2 separate regions of the Mus musculus genome follow, and region 2 is linked to region 1. The links are chromatin loops, found by intact Hi-C in ENCODE. Cell type or tissue: left cerebral cortex. All regions are shown on one strand.

Region 1 (8,000 bases):
GCCGGGTGTGGTGGCGCACGCCTTTAATCCCAGCATTTGGGAGGCAGAGGCAGGAGAATTTCTGAGTTCGAGGCCAGCCTGGTCTACAAAGTGAGCTCCAGGACAGCCAGGGCTACACAGAGAAACCCTGTCTCAAAAACAAAACAAAACAAAACAAAATAAAAAATGTAAAAGGAGAAAATCCTTTTCTCAGAGGAAAACTGGAGGTAAGGAAAATTCTTAATTAGATTAATTAATTAGACACCCAAAGCAGAATCTAAAGAGAAAAAAAAAAAGCTCACTTCCATTTTCAACCTACTGCTCTATGGAATACTTGGTGTAAGGGTGAAAAGATAAAGTGTGAACAAGGCAGGCCATGTCCAGAGCCAGGGTCAGAGAGCAGGCCTATAAGCACAGTGAAAAACAAACAGTAAAAGCAATCCGATGAGGGGACAGGAACACAGATGGCTAGTTTAATTTCAACTTGACACCAGCTAGAGGGAACTTAAACTGAGAAAATGCCTCTATAAAATCCAGTTGTATATATAGCATTTTCTTAATTAGTGATAGATAGCAGAGGCCCTAGCCCTGTGAGGGAGAGCCCAGACCACACTGGGTTCTCTAAGAAAGCAGGTGGAAGAAGCTATGAGAAGGAAGCCAGCACCCTCCACGATCTGGCTGTCAGTTTCTGCTTCCAGGACCCTGCCCTACTTGAGCTCCTGGGAAGAAAGCTCAGTCTACAAAGTGCTTGTCCTCTGAGCACCAAGATTTGGGGTTGATCCTCATGGCATATGCTTAGACAGACAGACAGATAAGCAAACAGGGATGCACAGGTTTCTGGGGCTTGTTAGCTAGTCGGTCTAGTTGACTTGTTCAGTTCCAGGTCAATGAGAGACCTTTCTTTAAAAAGGAAGAAAAGGATGGGCTGTGCTGGAGTAGCAAATACCCAATGTTTCCCTCAGGCCTCTAGATGCATCTGAACACAGACACACATATGCACAGACACACACACACACACAGACACACACACAGACACACACACAGACACACACACAAAACCATGCCCCTGTGAGACTAGCAGCGTGGGCACAGCACTGCACTCAGCTGTATTCCTGAGCAAGACCTATGACACAAAGCTCACGACCATTAAAGCAGGGGAACTCCAACAGCTATCCCAACCACGCCCTTCCAGGCAGTTCACACCTCCCTTCTCTTCATGAATACAAAGGAATGAACCAACTCTCACATGCTATGTGGATAAGAAGAGGGGAAAAAAACCCAAAACCTAAAATAGCACATGTACGTATGTACACATGTGCGTGCGTGAGCATTAGAGCGCACAAATTCCTCTTTGCAGGAATGGTAGTGTTCCTGGTTGCATTACAATTATTATTCTGAAACTTCTAAGTATGTCACGTGACATCAAGCAAATGAATGCCCTTTAGAGCCCTGATATGGTAAACTTAGGAATGACAAGGTAGAGATGAGAGGACAGCAGATAGGAACTGCCATCTGCCTCAGCTGAGGTTATCAGTCTCAGAGCTTGGTATGTTCTTTAGGAATCCTGGCATGCTAAGGTCTGGACATTCCAGGGTGGACCCAAGAGCAGAAGACTTCAAAGCCCCTCCCTACAAAGCCACTTGGCATTTTCCTTGTTTAGTGACAGAAAACAGAGTGTGTTCTTAGTACCACTTACAAGAAGATTCTTTTTTCTAATCAAATTTGTTTATAAACTTTGTACTGTGACAATTCACAGAAAAAAATGACAGTGTCACACTTCCTGACCTATGACCTACTAAGGCACCTCCTCCTATACATCACAGCATCTCTTGTTTAGACTTTGGAAAGGCTGGACAGCTCTCTAGTGGAGAACCAAGTCTCAGAGAACGTCATTCTACACTCCACAGACAGCCCTGGGACAATAATGGTGTGTGCTTTCCAGGAGTGAGCAGCCTTACAGGCATCCTCATCTCTAACTTGTTTATTTATTTATGTATAAGAGCACTCTGCCTGCATGTGTGCCTGCGTGACAGAAGAGGGCGCCATGTCCCACTGCTGCGAGCTACCAAGTGGTGCTGGGCATGGAGCTCGGGACCTCCAGAGCAGCAGCAGCTGGTGTCCTTTTATTTATTTAATGTACGTCAGTGCGCTGTCACTGTCTCCAGACACATCAGAAGAGGGCACTGGATTCCATTACAGATGGTTGTGAGCCACCATGTGGTTGCTGGGAATTGAACTCAGGACCTCTGGGAGGGCAGTTTCTCTAGCCCGGCTTTTAATCTTTACATAAAGACAGGATCATGGTCTCTTGGAGTGACACATAATAAAGAGGTACTCCATAAACCATAAAGTACAATGACTCTGGAGAGGTTGTGGTACAGAAAGCATGGCAGGCAGGCAAACAGAAGAGTCATGGCTGAGTTGCGTGTCTGAGCACAGTGCTCCCAAAGGCGATGACCCAACATGGAGGCCTTAGCCACTAGTGGTCACGACACCTGGCTTTGTTCGTGCTGCTTTCCTGGTGGAGTCTATGATATACAACAGAGACCAGTGCTGCCTTCCCTGCTTGCTTATAAACAAAGTAACTGCTGAAGAAGCTCCAGTTTCTTCCTACTCTCATCTTCTCTGGCAGAACTCTAGCACTGTTTTGTTTACACAACAGGTTCTAAAAAGTCTGAACATGATGTTGTCTAGAAGAGAATCCCTGCCCTTTCCCACACAACACTACTAGAGGTCATCTGGGGCTGTTTCACAAAGATAAAGGGCCACCCACCACGGTGGAGTTGTCCAAACTCTAGTTGTTGCTGGGCTTTAGTTCAGTATTATTTTTAGCATATTAACCATCCATTAGTTAGAGCAGCCTTAAGTTTCCAGGAATATTGAATATAAAAGAGAGTTGTCACATACCTTTACCTCAAAGGTACACAGCCTCTACATGGTCCAGCAATCACTACTAATGCCCAGTGTTCATTATTTACAACAGGTTCACACTGAGTGCTAAACGTCCTGTAATTCTCAAATGCAGTCATTTATATCCACTATTATAACACACCATATAGCCCAGTTTCACTGCTCTAAACATCCTCTGTGGTCTGGCCATCTGCTCTGCGTCCTCCTGGCCTGGCAGCCGTGGACCTGTTTTGCTTTTCTCAGGATTTACAGAACTAGAACCCTATATCATGTTGCCTTTTCAAGACAGCTTATTTATTTATTTATTTATTTATTTATTTAAGGAAGGAAGGAAGGAAGGAAGGCAGGCAGGCAGGCAGGCAGGCAGGTGAGAGAGAGAGAGAGAGAGAGAGAGAGAGAGAGAGAGAAAGGAAGAAAGAAGGAAATTTTTTTCTTTGTAAATGTCTTGTGTTTCTGTTGGAGGTGTACACACGTGCCACTCCACACACGTAGGGTCAGCAGTCCTTCCTTCTGCTGTGGGTACTGGAGATCCAATGTGGGTCATCAGCTTCCATCACAAGTGCACTTAACTGCAGAGTCATGGCATCAGAGCCCCCACGATGGGTTTCTTTAGCTTTGTAATGCACAGGTGTGGTTCCTCTGTGATTAAAGCTGGGTTGTTTTTAGCAATGAAATAATATCCTATTGTCTGGCCACATCACTGTTTATCCATTCACCTGCTGAATCTTGGCTGCTTCCAATTTTGGCAATTATGAAGAAAGAAGCTTTCTCAAGTCAATTATCAGAACAGAAAATACTGGAAGGCATATATCCATCATCACATGAAGAATGTCATTCTGTTAACTTGCCTGTGTGAACCTCTGCCCATGTTTTCAAAAACAATGGCTGGTTTGCTGCCAGAAATGTTTAGTTCTCTCTAGGATCAGAACCACACCCCTACCTTGTGTGGTGCTCATCAGTGAGCCTTCCCGCAGTCTCTCAGGCAGGAATAAGACAGGAGCTGACCCTAGTGTGCGAGTTACCGATGCTGCTGGATTGCTGGCCTCAACTTCATTCAGGCTCTAAGACAGAAGGGGAAGTTTAAAATGTCTGTCCTGAGGTGACTTTTACTTCCTATTCCATACAGAAGCCTTGTTTCTATGCTGATCCAGTCTCCCCAGTCACTTCTAACATGGTCAAAAACTGACTCACCCACGGCAACGGCTCAGCAACAGCACACAAGGACTCACTACAACACATTAGATTCTAAAGAAGACGGTGGGTTCTGTGGGCTGCCACATATACCAGATTGCTGTAGTGAAGTCAGGCAGACAGGGCTGGTCGAGAGTTCTGCATCTTCAAGGAGTGTTCTCACACTTTAGCAGTTTGGTTTTGGACAGAAGTTAACAACACTAGGCTAGGAATGAATACAGACCCAAGAATGTGACTTTTACAAAGACAGGCTTATTTGAATATCTGTATTTTCACTAAACATATCAGTTCATATAATCTGATTTGATTATAGAAAATAAGTTCTGTGGTTTCAAATGCATTAACCATATCTTACTTATACAATGTTTTATGCTTACATTTTTTTCCCCAGATGATGTGGATAGAACTACTTCATAGAGAGAAATGAGACTCCCAGAGGAAAACTGGCATACCCACATCCAGCAGCCAAAACCAGGACTGGAGGCCTCAGCATGCACAATAGCCACACAGTCCATTTCTGCCTACTGGAAGCTCCTTCACACGCCACAGTCCAATGCCATACTAAGAACCAAAACAACTCTGAGGCAAACAAATCCCAAAGATCTAAAGTCTGAGGTGCCAAAACCACATGATATTTGTAAGTATGAAAGCATGGATTTTTACAACTATTTCAGAAATCTAGAGGGTACCTGAAGGAATTATATCTTGTGATTTCCACAAAAGAACTGTGACAGCTATTCTTGGTTGTCAGCCTGACTACATCTGGAATGAACTAAAACTGAATGTGAAGGATTTTCCCCTCTAATTCAATCATTTGATGTGGGAAGACCTACTTCTAATCCAGATCTTTGAGGTGGGAAGATGCACCTTTAATCTGGGCCACACCTTCTGCTGGCAGCCGGTATAAAAGACAACACAGAGGCAGAGGCTTGCTTTCTGTGCCGGCTTGCTCTTGCTCTCACTAGCCAGGCCACTCCTTCGTGGACATCACAGCTTTGTGGGCATTACTTCTTCAGGATTTACTTCAGGGTATACAGCCTATACTGAACACTTGCTGAGACACTCAGAGTTCTCTAAGGGATCACAATTTATAGAAGGGGCATGCTCCCCACTACCACCAGAAAAAAGATATAGAATGGATGCTCCACTTTATCATATTCTGCTAAACAGGGTCTCTCATTGAAGCTGGGGCTGGGCAAGTCCCAGGCACCCTCCTCTGCCCCTACACTGCTGCAGTCACAACAAGTCTCAGCTTGCTGCATGGTTTTTAGAGCCAACCAAATCCTCATGATTGTACAGCAAGTGCTCTTAACTATTGAGCACTCAAACCCCTCTAATGTACGACCCGTAAGAGCTAACATATGGCTGAGGCTCAGCACACACACTCATCTACTATTGTTTCTTCTCCCCTAAACCAATTTTCCTACTTTGACTCTCGTCTTTCCAAGGCTAAATATTATACAGACTTAACTATGGGTGCTTTGTAATAACTGTGGTGAGATGTGTAATGTCTGAAAATTACCCATTCTCTTGTTAACTAACAACTGTTTCTTCACAAGTTTTGTTACTACAAATGAATGTATTTGTGCACTTCTGGTGTGTGTTTTGTGTGTGTGTGTACACATATACGTGTGGAGATCAGAATCCAACTTCCAGTGTATTCCCCTACTGCTCTCGACCTTATTTTGAAGACACCTTTCAATGAACCTACTCAGCTACACTGCCCAGTCAGTGAGACTGTTTTGACTTACCACCATGCCTGGTTTTTCCACTTCAGACCAGAACAAATGTCTTTTGCTATCAATTTACCAAAAGATAGGAAGCTTGTAATCCCAGCACTCAAGAGGGTGAGATAAGAGCACCACAGCCATTCTGGAAACAGCCTGGGCTACAGAGTTCTAAGGCTGCCTCAGGAACACTGTAAACCTGAAGACAGAAGGTGTTAGGCTAATCAACAGGAAAGGGAACTCTGCAAACAGAGTCAGTGGAATGTGACCAAGAAAACAATAGTGAACAACTTTAAATAAGAGTTACAAATTCAAGTGAAGCTCTCTCCATGGTAAAAATAACTAAAATGAGGGGTAAATCAGAGTCCAGAGTTCTGAAAACACCCAAATTATATAGGATACCAAAAGCTGGATGTGGCAGCACATGACTTTATTCCCAACACTAAAAAGGGAGAGGCAGGTGGGTGTCTGAGTTCGAGGCCAGCTTTGCTCTGCATAGTGAGTTTAAGGATGGCCAGGGTTACATAGAGATGGGGGCAGGGGGAGGAAGGGACCAATCCGGAGATTTTTAAAAAAAGAGAAGATACCCACAAATGCAAAGCCTTTCAGGATGGACCCAGAGCGCTTACCCAATTCTCAGGGAGTTCACAACCAACAAAGTTTTAAAAAGTCATTTTGTATGTAGTCAAGTGGGAGTTGCTAGATGACAGCCAAATGACGCATGGAAAGAACAATTTACTTTTCAAATCCAATTTCATATAGATTATAATTTTATTACTGTATATACAGATGAAGATAGTTATAATACAGAAATGACACCAAATTTCTTTAATACATATAACCAAGGAGTTATAACCCATAGTCAAGCAACTTGAAGAAAATGTTGTTTATATGAAATATTGCTCCTAAATTTGAGGTTTCCATGGTAAAGGGCTCAAATCCAGTTTTCCAACGATGGCTGGACGGCACCAACTAACAAATGGCCCTGTTTCTGCTGCATGTGTGGGAAGGAGAGGAGCAGAAACAGACAGTCTCAAGGTTCTACTTCTCATTGCACTAAACACACAGCTCGGCATCTTGACCAGGTGAAGTAAGCAGGCAACCACACAAGAAAGCAGAGGCTTTAAGAAACATAGCAACTGACAGATCCTCCCAGGTCAGAGGGATGTGTGTCCTCCTGTAACAGATGCTACAAGCAGCACCCAGGCCTTCCAGAAGGACTGTGTGGGCTGCCAGGCTTGTCGTTATAGCAACAGTTCTAAGCATATGTGCAGTGACACCAGCTGATTTCTGAAAGCTGCAAATAGAAGATAATGGCATTAAAATAAAAAAGATTTCCAGAGTAAAGTAAAGATCATCACCCACCCCCTCCTCTCTCCAGCCTACACTTTTTCTCTAGACATCATTGTTCAGCAGAGCAATAGCATGAAGGCAAATGCAGTCTGCAGCCCCACATATGCCAAGTCATCTGCATAAGGACACACCTACAAATCATAACACAGTGGATCCATAATCCTGTACTGGCATGTTACAGGCAAGAAATGGCCAAGCCTGACAAGAGTCATCCACCTGGAGGGCTTCCTGGGCCCAGTCTCAACAGTTTGCTCTTCCCTGGCCTCCCGCACACAGTTCCTTCCTTCCTTCAGAGCCTTTCAAGCTTTCAGAAGCTGGGCTATGGCTCAAGAGAGTTGCTGACAGCTAAGTCTACACAAGCGAGCAACAACTGCAAAGAAAAGGCAGGAAGTTGCCTAAGCAAAGGGTCCAGCAGAAAATGATTAGGTTTCTGGGAAAGCAGAGCAACCAATCACGGTTTGGAATTAAAAATCTATTTCTATCATTTCTTCTGCTTTGTGGGAAGGGGCTGTAAAAATGTGAAGTCCCCTGGAAATAGGGAAGCATGCAAAAGGGTGCAGAAATGACTGCACGCAGACAGGAGCTATCCCTGTGACCACTTCCTCATGGCAATACCTATCTTACTATCTTTCTCTTCTTTCACCCCACAATGCTAAGAATGCTTTTATTATACTTCTATCACATGTTTCAGGCTTCACCCAGAAACTGGGCTGATAAACCCTCAAGCACAAGCTGACACTAAGAACACTTGTTGGCCTCTACACCTTTATTTGACAGACAGGGAGTGGGCCCCCATGTGTGCTGGTGGTGAGAAGACAACTCCAGGCCACAAGTTGTCTA
Region 2 (8,000 bases), 59 kb after region 1:
AGAAGGAGGAGGAGGAAGAGGAAGAGGAAGAGGAAGAAGAAGAAGAAGAAGAAGAAGAAGAAGAAGAAGAAGAAGAAGAAGAAGAAGAAGAAGAAGAAGAAGAAGAAGAAGCAGCAGCAGCAGCAGCAGCAGCAGCAGCTTTCTCCTCCTGAGACTCAAAAAGCATCCGGAATACATTACTTCAAAACAGAAATACACACTGTTCACTAGTCCCAACTCAAGCAAGACCAGACTCTCAGTCAGAGCCTCCCCACAGAGTGTGGTGGGCCACGTCTTTAGTGCCAGCACTTGAGGAGCAGAGGAAGGTGCACCTCTTGGGTTTGAGGCCAGCCTGGCCATAGTGAGTTCTAGGCCAGCTAGAACTACCATGTGAGACCTTATCCCAATCATTAGAAAAATCAGTAAATAAAAGAGTGAAAGTGAGTCTGACATATGCTTTGACAAGGAGCTGTAGTTTGGAGAGAAGAGACAGACGCCTTTGCCTGAAAAGTAGCTGCATCAAGGCTAGACTAGTAACATTTAGTTCTTTTCTTTCAACAGACATATAAGAATGAACATGGTGTGTCATATACGTATAATTCAAGACCCTCTACTTAAACCACTGATTAGTCTTTCCACTCACTGGATATCAACGGCGACAAGGAGCTCCACAGAACAGGCACTTACCTACTTCAGAGACCGCCATAGCTTCTCTCAACATGCCTCTTAGCAAGCCCACCTCCTGACATCAGTACATTCTTCTCTGTATGGACTGAGGACTGCAAAGTGAGTTCTCACCTCCCCTGATCTCCCCTCTTCACAAATAAATCTAATAAGTAAACACTGGCTTAGTTCTTCCTTCTCCCTCTTCCAAAATAACCTTGTGTAATAATCATGTAATAATCACCTAAGAAAATTTTTCTCTAAACTGAGAAAACTCTGCCCCCGCCCGACAACACTGTTGGAGAGGACTGGTTTGGGGGTGGGATTAGCTTTTAAATGCAAAGACCCAACAGCCCTTCCATACATATTCCAAAACAGAGGTCTCATAGACCCCGCACTTGCTCTGTGGGATGAGATCAATATGACATGTGGCAAGACCAGTCTCTTACAGGAACACGACACTCAATTTCAAACACATCAAGGCCTGTCAGTCAGGAACAGTGGCTCCTCTCTATAATCCCTGCCCTCAGGAGGCTAAGGAAGAAGGACCTGAAGGCTGAGGCCAAACTGGGCTACAAAGTGAGATCTCTTCTCAAACAAAGCCTTCTGATGCCAGTCACCTAACAGCTCATGAGCATCCAAGGACAAGAGCAGCAGAGAACAAGTAGGAGAAATGAAACTGCGGAGATTCTGGGAGCTGAGCAGACTGGTGTCCTAAAGAATTTATGCTGACTTATAAGACTGAATAACTGGGTAAAACCAACATTGCCCTAAAATATTAGGCAAGAAAAGTGAAGCAGGGACCCATGAGACTGTGGTTACTCAGTGGTGTGGTAATTAACTTTCAGATGTCGTCTGCTAGGAAGCCAGGAATGTAGCCATCAACACACATCCACTGTCACTTTACTCACAGACTTGATCATAACTGGTCAGCATACAGAATAAAGGATGCATGTGTATGCCACCTGGGTGCAGATACCCAAATAAGCCAGAGAAGAGGATCCGTACTTGGAGCTGAGGTTACAGGCAGCTGTGAGATGTCCAATGTGGGTGCCAGGGGAACAGCAAGTTGTCTGTGCTCCAGAATGTCTCTTTTTTAAAAACTTCTATTTATTTAATTCAAAATGCTGGCAATCAATGTTCTTCATCTCTAAACTTTCACAATTTCTAGAAGGACAATTTGTACTGGTTTAGTGACTATGTTAAACCATCCATTAGCCTGGAAGGTGATACTACGAGCAGAAGGTTTTGTACATAGTCCTGAAGATCCTCCAGCAATCCTGACATCCCCAGGAAAAAGACAGGTTCTTCATCATGAATATGAAGCAAAATTCTCTTGTTCCAACATACGGATGAAACTCAGAGGAGTAACAACAAGAATGGCATCAACTTCCTAAAAAGCGTCCCGAGAGGCTGCAAGAGCTACAGCATGTAACAGCACAAAAGGCTGAAGGAAGGTAGGCTCCGAGTCAAGCTGTGTGTACACTGGGAGCTCAACCCTTCTTTCTGGCCATGCATACAGCCCCGTCTCAGCTGTTTATTCAGAGTGAAGAAGAATCTTCTGGGCCCAGGAAAACAAGTAAAAAGTGGGTCACACGCTTGCTGTACAAGCACAAGGACCTGAGCTCTGATCTATGGCACTCACTGGCCAGTCAAGCTAGCCTACAGTAAGGCTGCGTTCGACTCCAGGTCTAGGGGACCTGAAGCCTCCTTCTGACCTCCTTGGGCACCAAGCACCTAAGAGGTACACAGACATATAAAACAATATTAACAAGTAAACGACAGAAGCCAGGCATGGTAATGCACATTTTGTACCATGCTGTGGAGACAGAAGCAAACTCCCAGGGACCACCGCTCATCCAGACTGACTGACAAGCTCCAGGTCAAGGGGACTTAGAGGAGAGGGATGTGCCTCTGGCCTCCGCAAACATCAACAGGTAATAAAATGTGGGAGGGGAGAGGGAGGGAGGGAAGGATCAAACCAGGTATTGTTTCACAAATACAAACCTAACACTTTAGAGTGTTGAGGCAGGAGAACTGCCAAAAGTTCAAGGCCAACCTGGGCTACACCTTGAACTACCAGCTCAGGTGACAGAAAACAAAAAGGCATCCAAAAAAAAAAAAAAAAAAACCACACACACACACACACACAAACTGCGAATATCAACCTGCAAGAATTTTCACAACAGGAAACTAAACTAAGTTTCTTTGAGGGCAGCCCCAAAATGGAAAGCGGAAAGCAAGCACAGTGGCGCGGGGCAGAGCTGGTCCCATCCAGAGGCTGAGGTAACAGCACTGAGCCTTGGTCTTAGTAACAAAATCAAGCACAGGGAAGAGGAAGAGAGAGAAATAAAAACTGCACTTCAGTTCATGCTAAACTAAAACCAACACAAAGCCCATCTCGCAATAGCAGGTCTTTCCTTCCAAGAAACAAAGATGACAGAAATCTTGTGATGACAAAGATAATTCACTCCAAGTCGAACTTCTACACCTTTCAATCTATTTTTTTAAAAAATGGAAAAAAAAATACTTCCTGCTCATCTCCTTCACACATGCTCCTAAGCCAGCAGATCAACCTACCAATCCCTCTTCTCACTTTCCTCTGAGTATTTTCTCTCCCCTCACCTCTTCCTTCCCTTGTCTGGTGGACAAGTCACCCTAAATCTTGCAGGCCAAATCTAATCTCTTTGCTGAGAGTCCCACTGGTGGCTCTATGACTAGCCTGTGCCCACAGGAACAGTGAAGCAGGATCCCTCCCTCCCTGGCCTCTAAGCAGACTCTCCTGACTGACCGTCCTAGCAACCAGGCTGCAGTGTGCTGCTCCTCTGGCAACGCTTCCTCTTTGCTTCTCTAGTTTAGTATGACTTAAATGTCATGAATACCAGCTTCTAGTGCTTCACATTATAATGTGGTTAATTTCCATACACAACACTGTTGGGTAGTGAAGTCTGGAAAGCCTCTAGCATTCCTAGTATTCTCATAGGTAGACAGAAAAATTCCCAATATACAAACAAAGATATACAGGTCCACTGCATTTCTATACACCAGCGATAATCAATACATCTACTAAAGTCAGATAAATGACAGTATTCAAGGACAGAGGCTAACCAACTACTGGTATATAGAATAAGTTTACATACAACATTGCACACACACACGTAGAAGGAACTTGGAAATGGGCCAGCAAGCACAACAATAAGCAATTATACAAAAATTTTTAAAAATTATTTTGGGAATTAAAAAAAATTGAGAAAAGGCTTTTTTGCTCCCAAGCTGTCTTGTCTGTCATTATGTCACCTCACCACAGAATCATCATTTCCAGAGGTCTGGCCTGATCATATACAGTGCATACAGATGTTGCAGCTACTTCTGGGCCCCTAGGAAAACCTCTCTGACCTCTTCAGGTTTGCTGTGGCCGAGACCAGGCTTTGAAAGGTGGATGATGCAGTGATTCAGGAGGAGAAACAGACTTGCCCCAACATCAGCCCTAAACATCAGCCTGGTTTCTGGCTGAACCAAGTTCCACAGATGAGACTTTTATGAACTTGGCCCAAGGACTATGTAGAATCTATAAGATTGGTCATATTGAAAAGTTAAAGTGTTATTTTTCTAGGCTAAGGGCTGTGAGTATAGCATCTGAGGTCAAAACCAAACACCAGCCTCGGTACTACAAAGTCCTTAAACCCAATTTCTAAGCGCCAGGTGTGGTAGCCCAGACTTTAATCCCAGCAGTCAGGAAGCAAAGACAAGCATCTCTGAGTTCCGGAACAGTCAGGACTATACAGAGAAACCTTGTCTCAAAAAAATACAATAAAAACAATCAAAGAAGAATGACATTCTACCTTTGAGGCCTTTAGACCTCTAGAGACCTTCAGAGGTAGAGGGTGTGTGTGTGTGTGTGTGTGTGTGTGTGTGTGTGTGTGTGTGTGTGTGTAAAGATGGTAAAAACGCCAAATTTACAAAGGCCTAAGAAGTCATCTTATTGTGGTCTTGATTTGAGAAGAAATCTACTTCTTTTTTTCTTCCTTTTTTTGGGGGAGAGTGGAGGATGAGGGTGTGGGGGGTGAGGGTGTGGGGGTGAGGGGAGTATACTGTAGGAATGGGGAGTGCAGTCTCTCACTCTGTAGGCCAGACTGGCCTCAGACTCCCTGAGATCTGCCTGCCTCTGCCTCCCAAGTGCTGGGATTAAAGGCAGGCAACACCACCAAGGCATAAGAGATTTTTAAGACATGATCCACAATCTGAAAGACCATGCAAAGAACCTAGAAAATCTTCTAAATCAAAGGACCCGATTGCCAGTTATCAATGTTAACGGCTTCCTGCTTGCTTCCCCTTTAAGGATTAAAGATTTACTTCAGTTCACAGCTTTAAGAGGGTTATAGTCCACCACAGCAGGAAGACATGGCATATCTGCTCAGTACAGGGTAAGATCAACGTGTCAGAGGTTGCCAAAGCAGAACCAACTGCATGCATTCTACTTATCTCAAAGGTAATGAGCACAGTGGACAGTTATGGCTATCACAAGGGCATGACTCATGGTGATCAAAACTCAAGTGTAAGCCAGGCACAGCCATACACCTGTCACCTGAGCACACAGGAGGAAGAGGCAGGAGGACTAAATGTTGAGGTAGTGATGGTGTTTTAAAAGCAATTATATATCCAACTATGATAAAGTTTGTTTTCCTCCCAACACCATAAAAGCTCTAGTAGATTACATCTTTATTAATAAACAGGAAGGTTTTGGTGGGAGATACCGGTTTGGTTTGATGTCCTTTTGCTTTGTTTTTTCAGACAGCCTCATTATGTAGCCTCATTATGTACTGGCTTCAAACTCACGGCTTAGCCACCCATCCACACAAAGGGGTGAGCAGGTGACACATAGTGCCAGAGACCACCATACCGAAACACTCGCTCAGCTTCAGACTCACAGGACTGAGCAGATCCACACCACAAGCAGCAGCACTGCAAACTATATAAAGCTGTTCTAGACTGAACCCTGCAAAGTCTTAAAATCTTTAACAATGTTTCCATTCCAAATTGCCAAGCGTAATCCCGCTAAGAGCTGAACTCAACACGGACAAGACACACCACAGTATGAACAGCATCGTCACCACTGCATGAACTTCAAGGATATCCACTTTTTTTGAGACAGGGTTTCTCTGTGTAGCCCTGGCTGTCCTGGAACTCACTCTGTAGACCAGGCTGGCCTCAAGCTCAGAGATCCGCCTGCCTCTGCCTCCCAAGTGCTGCTGGGATTCTTGGGAACCAGGTCACAGCCTACTGTTTAACCCCCCACAGTCTATGACTTACTCCCATCAAGACAAACACAGACATAGAGCAAAGTATGACATTTTAGGATTATGCCAAAACACAGAATGTAGACCCATGCCCACATCCTGTCCGGAAGTTAAGAAGACAATGGGATGAGTCATAAGCTGCCTCCAGAGGAATCCACTGTGCTGCTGTTAAACAACACACAGCTTACATATATTAGGATGAAGTGGGAATGCTCCCATTATGCCAGGGACAAACAACTTTAAAAAACCGTCATATAATTACTTGGAAAAATTCAAGCTACAAAAGTTCCCACAATCTATGACAGGGTCCTGGTTAGGCTCTAGAAGCTACCCAAGCCTCACAGCAGGCCTACACAGATGAGAACTCACCTTTCTCCAGACTTTCCAGACCCAAGAAAAACAGGACGAATGGAGAGACAGTCTGTATCTCTGTCTGTGTCTGTCTGTCTGTCTGCCCCCCCACCCAGCCTACAATGTAGAATTAGCTCACCAGTTAAGAGAGACAAGCTTCCTCCAAAGGAATCTACTTTGCTGTTATTAAACAATAAGCACCTTACACACATTAATATGAAGTAAAAATGCTCCTATAATGCCAGGGTCAAACAACAGTACAACTTTTTTTTAAAATGTCATATGCCACATCTAATTCATACATATTTTTGTTTTAAGATCTTGAAAGTACAATAGCAGAATATATTCTACTACCCAGTAATTAGAGTAAGAGCACTGAAAACGTATTTCAGATATACAAGCCTAAAGCTATGAAATTTAAATATAATTAAACAGTGATCACAGGTAAGCAAATCAAGAGGCTAACCAATGATGCTTACTACCTAAAAAGGTATTTTACTATAGTGTCTTTGTGAAAGACTTTTCTGGAATCATTCAAGACCTTAGACTAACAGTGTATTTATCAGAATTTATCAAAATAATTTACTATAATGTAAACTTCAAGTTCAGTCTAGAAGGTAACGATCTTTGTACTGGGAGCAGAATCCTGTACACAATTAAGACTGACAGTGTATTCACAAGATTTTTTCAATATGAGTTATTATAAAGTAGGGGTTGGCGCTATGGCTGAGTAGGTTAAGAACACTTGTTCTGCAAGCGTGGTTTGAATAGGTTTGCCCTCCCCCTCCCCATTCATGTGTTTGAATGTTTGGTCCTTGTGGTGTGGCATTAGGGAGTGTGGCCTTGTTGGGAGGAGTGTGTCACTGTGAGGGTGGGCTTTAAGGTCTCCTCCTATGCTCAGGCTGCACCCAGTACATACAGTCTCCTCCTAGTTGCCTTCTGATCAAGATGTAGAACTCTCAGCTCCTTCTCCAGCACCATGTCTGCCTGCATGCTGTCATGCTTCCTGCCATAATAATGGACTAAACCTCCAAAACTGTAAGCCAGCCCAAATTAAATGTTCTCCTTTCTAAGAGCTACCTTGCTCATGGTGCCTCTTCACTGCAATAAAACCCTTAGAGCTGGGCATGCATGAGTATGCGTGTAACCCGAGCACTGAAGCAGAGACAAGTAGATCACAAGAGCCTGCTGGTCAAACAACCTAGCCAGGGTGGTGAGCTTCCAATCCAGCACGAGACCCTGTCTCCAGGCAGAAAACAAGGAAGGAAGAAGACACTCAACGTCCTGCTCTGACCGCCATGTGCCTACACAATCATGTCCATGCAAAATCCACACATGTGCTCACCTGTGCAAGTGTTACAGTTAGAATATCCCAGAAATACACATTCTTTAAAAGTAATAAACACTAAGAGCTGGAGGTGGCTCATCAGCTAAAGCAATTGTCCCAAAAGCTTGATTGCCAGAATCTACATAAAAGCCAGCCGCAGCAGCCTAAGTATCAGTGATCCCTGTACTCCTACAGGAAATGGAAGGGGTAGACACTAGGAGCTTTAGCTCATAGGCCAGCTGAACTGGCTTATGCTATGGTTTTCAAACCATAGAAAGTTGAGGCAGGACACTAAGAGTATCCTCTGACTTCCACACAAGGGCCATGTCACTCTCACAAATAGAATAAATATGGATCACCAATTTAAGAAGAGTTAGGTCTAA

What was found. Peaks named below come from ENCODE experiments on the same cell type or tissue, not always from the same donor. Only the 100,000 strongest peaks of a DNase experiment are listed, where the experiment ranks them.
Region 2: it touches region 1 in a loop (1.8-fold over the local background); 3 of 42 quality-filtered maps call a loop at or near these places.

What each region holds. Positions count from the first base shown.
Region 1 is chr8:122,924,955-122,932,954 of GRCm38, forward strand. The region is part of intron 2 of Ankrd11 (ankyrin repeat domain 11); the gene reads right to left. Among named protein-coding and RNA genes, the nearest start is that of Gm39272, 4.8 kb to the right of the region's middle. In left cerebral cortex, a CTCF peak has its summit at 2,015 (motif pointing right); DNase peaks (open chromatin) are centred at 4,106, 4,527, 6,302 and 7,072; H3K27ac peaks cover 4,478 bases.
Region 2 is chr8:122,984,096-122,992,095 of GRCm38, forward strand. All of the region lies in intron 1 of Ankrd11 (ankyrin repeat domain 11), which reads right to left. Among named protein-coding and RNA genes, the nearest start is that of Gm24445, 5.2 kb to the left of the region's middle. In left cerebral cortex, no CTCF peak of the experiment used is centred here; no DNase peak of the experiment used is centred here; H3K27ac peaks cover 559 bases.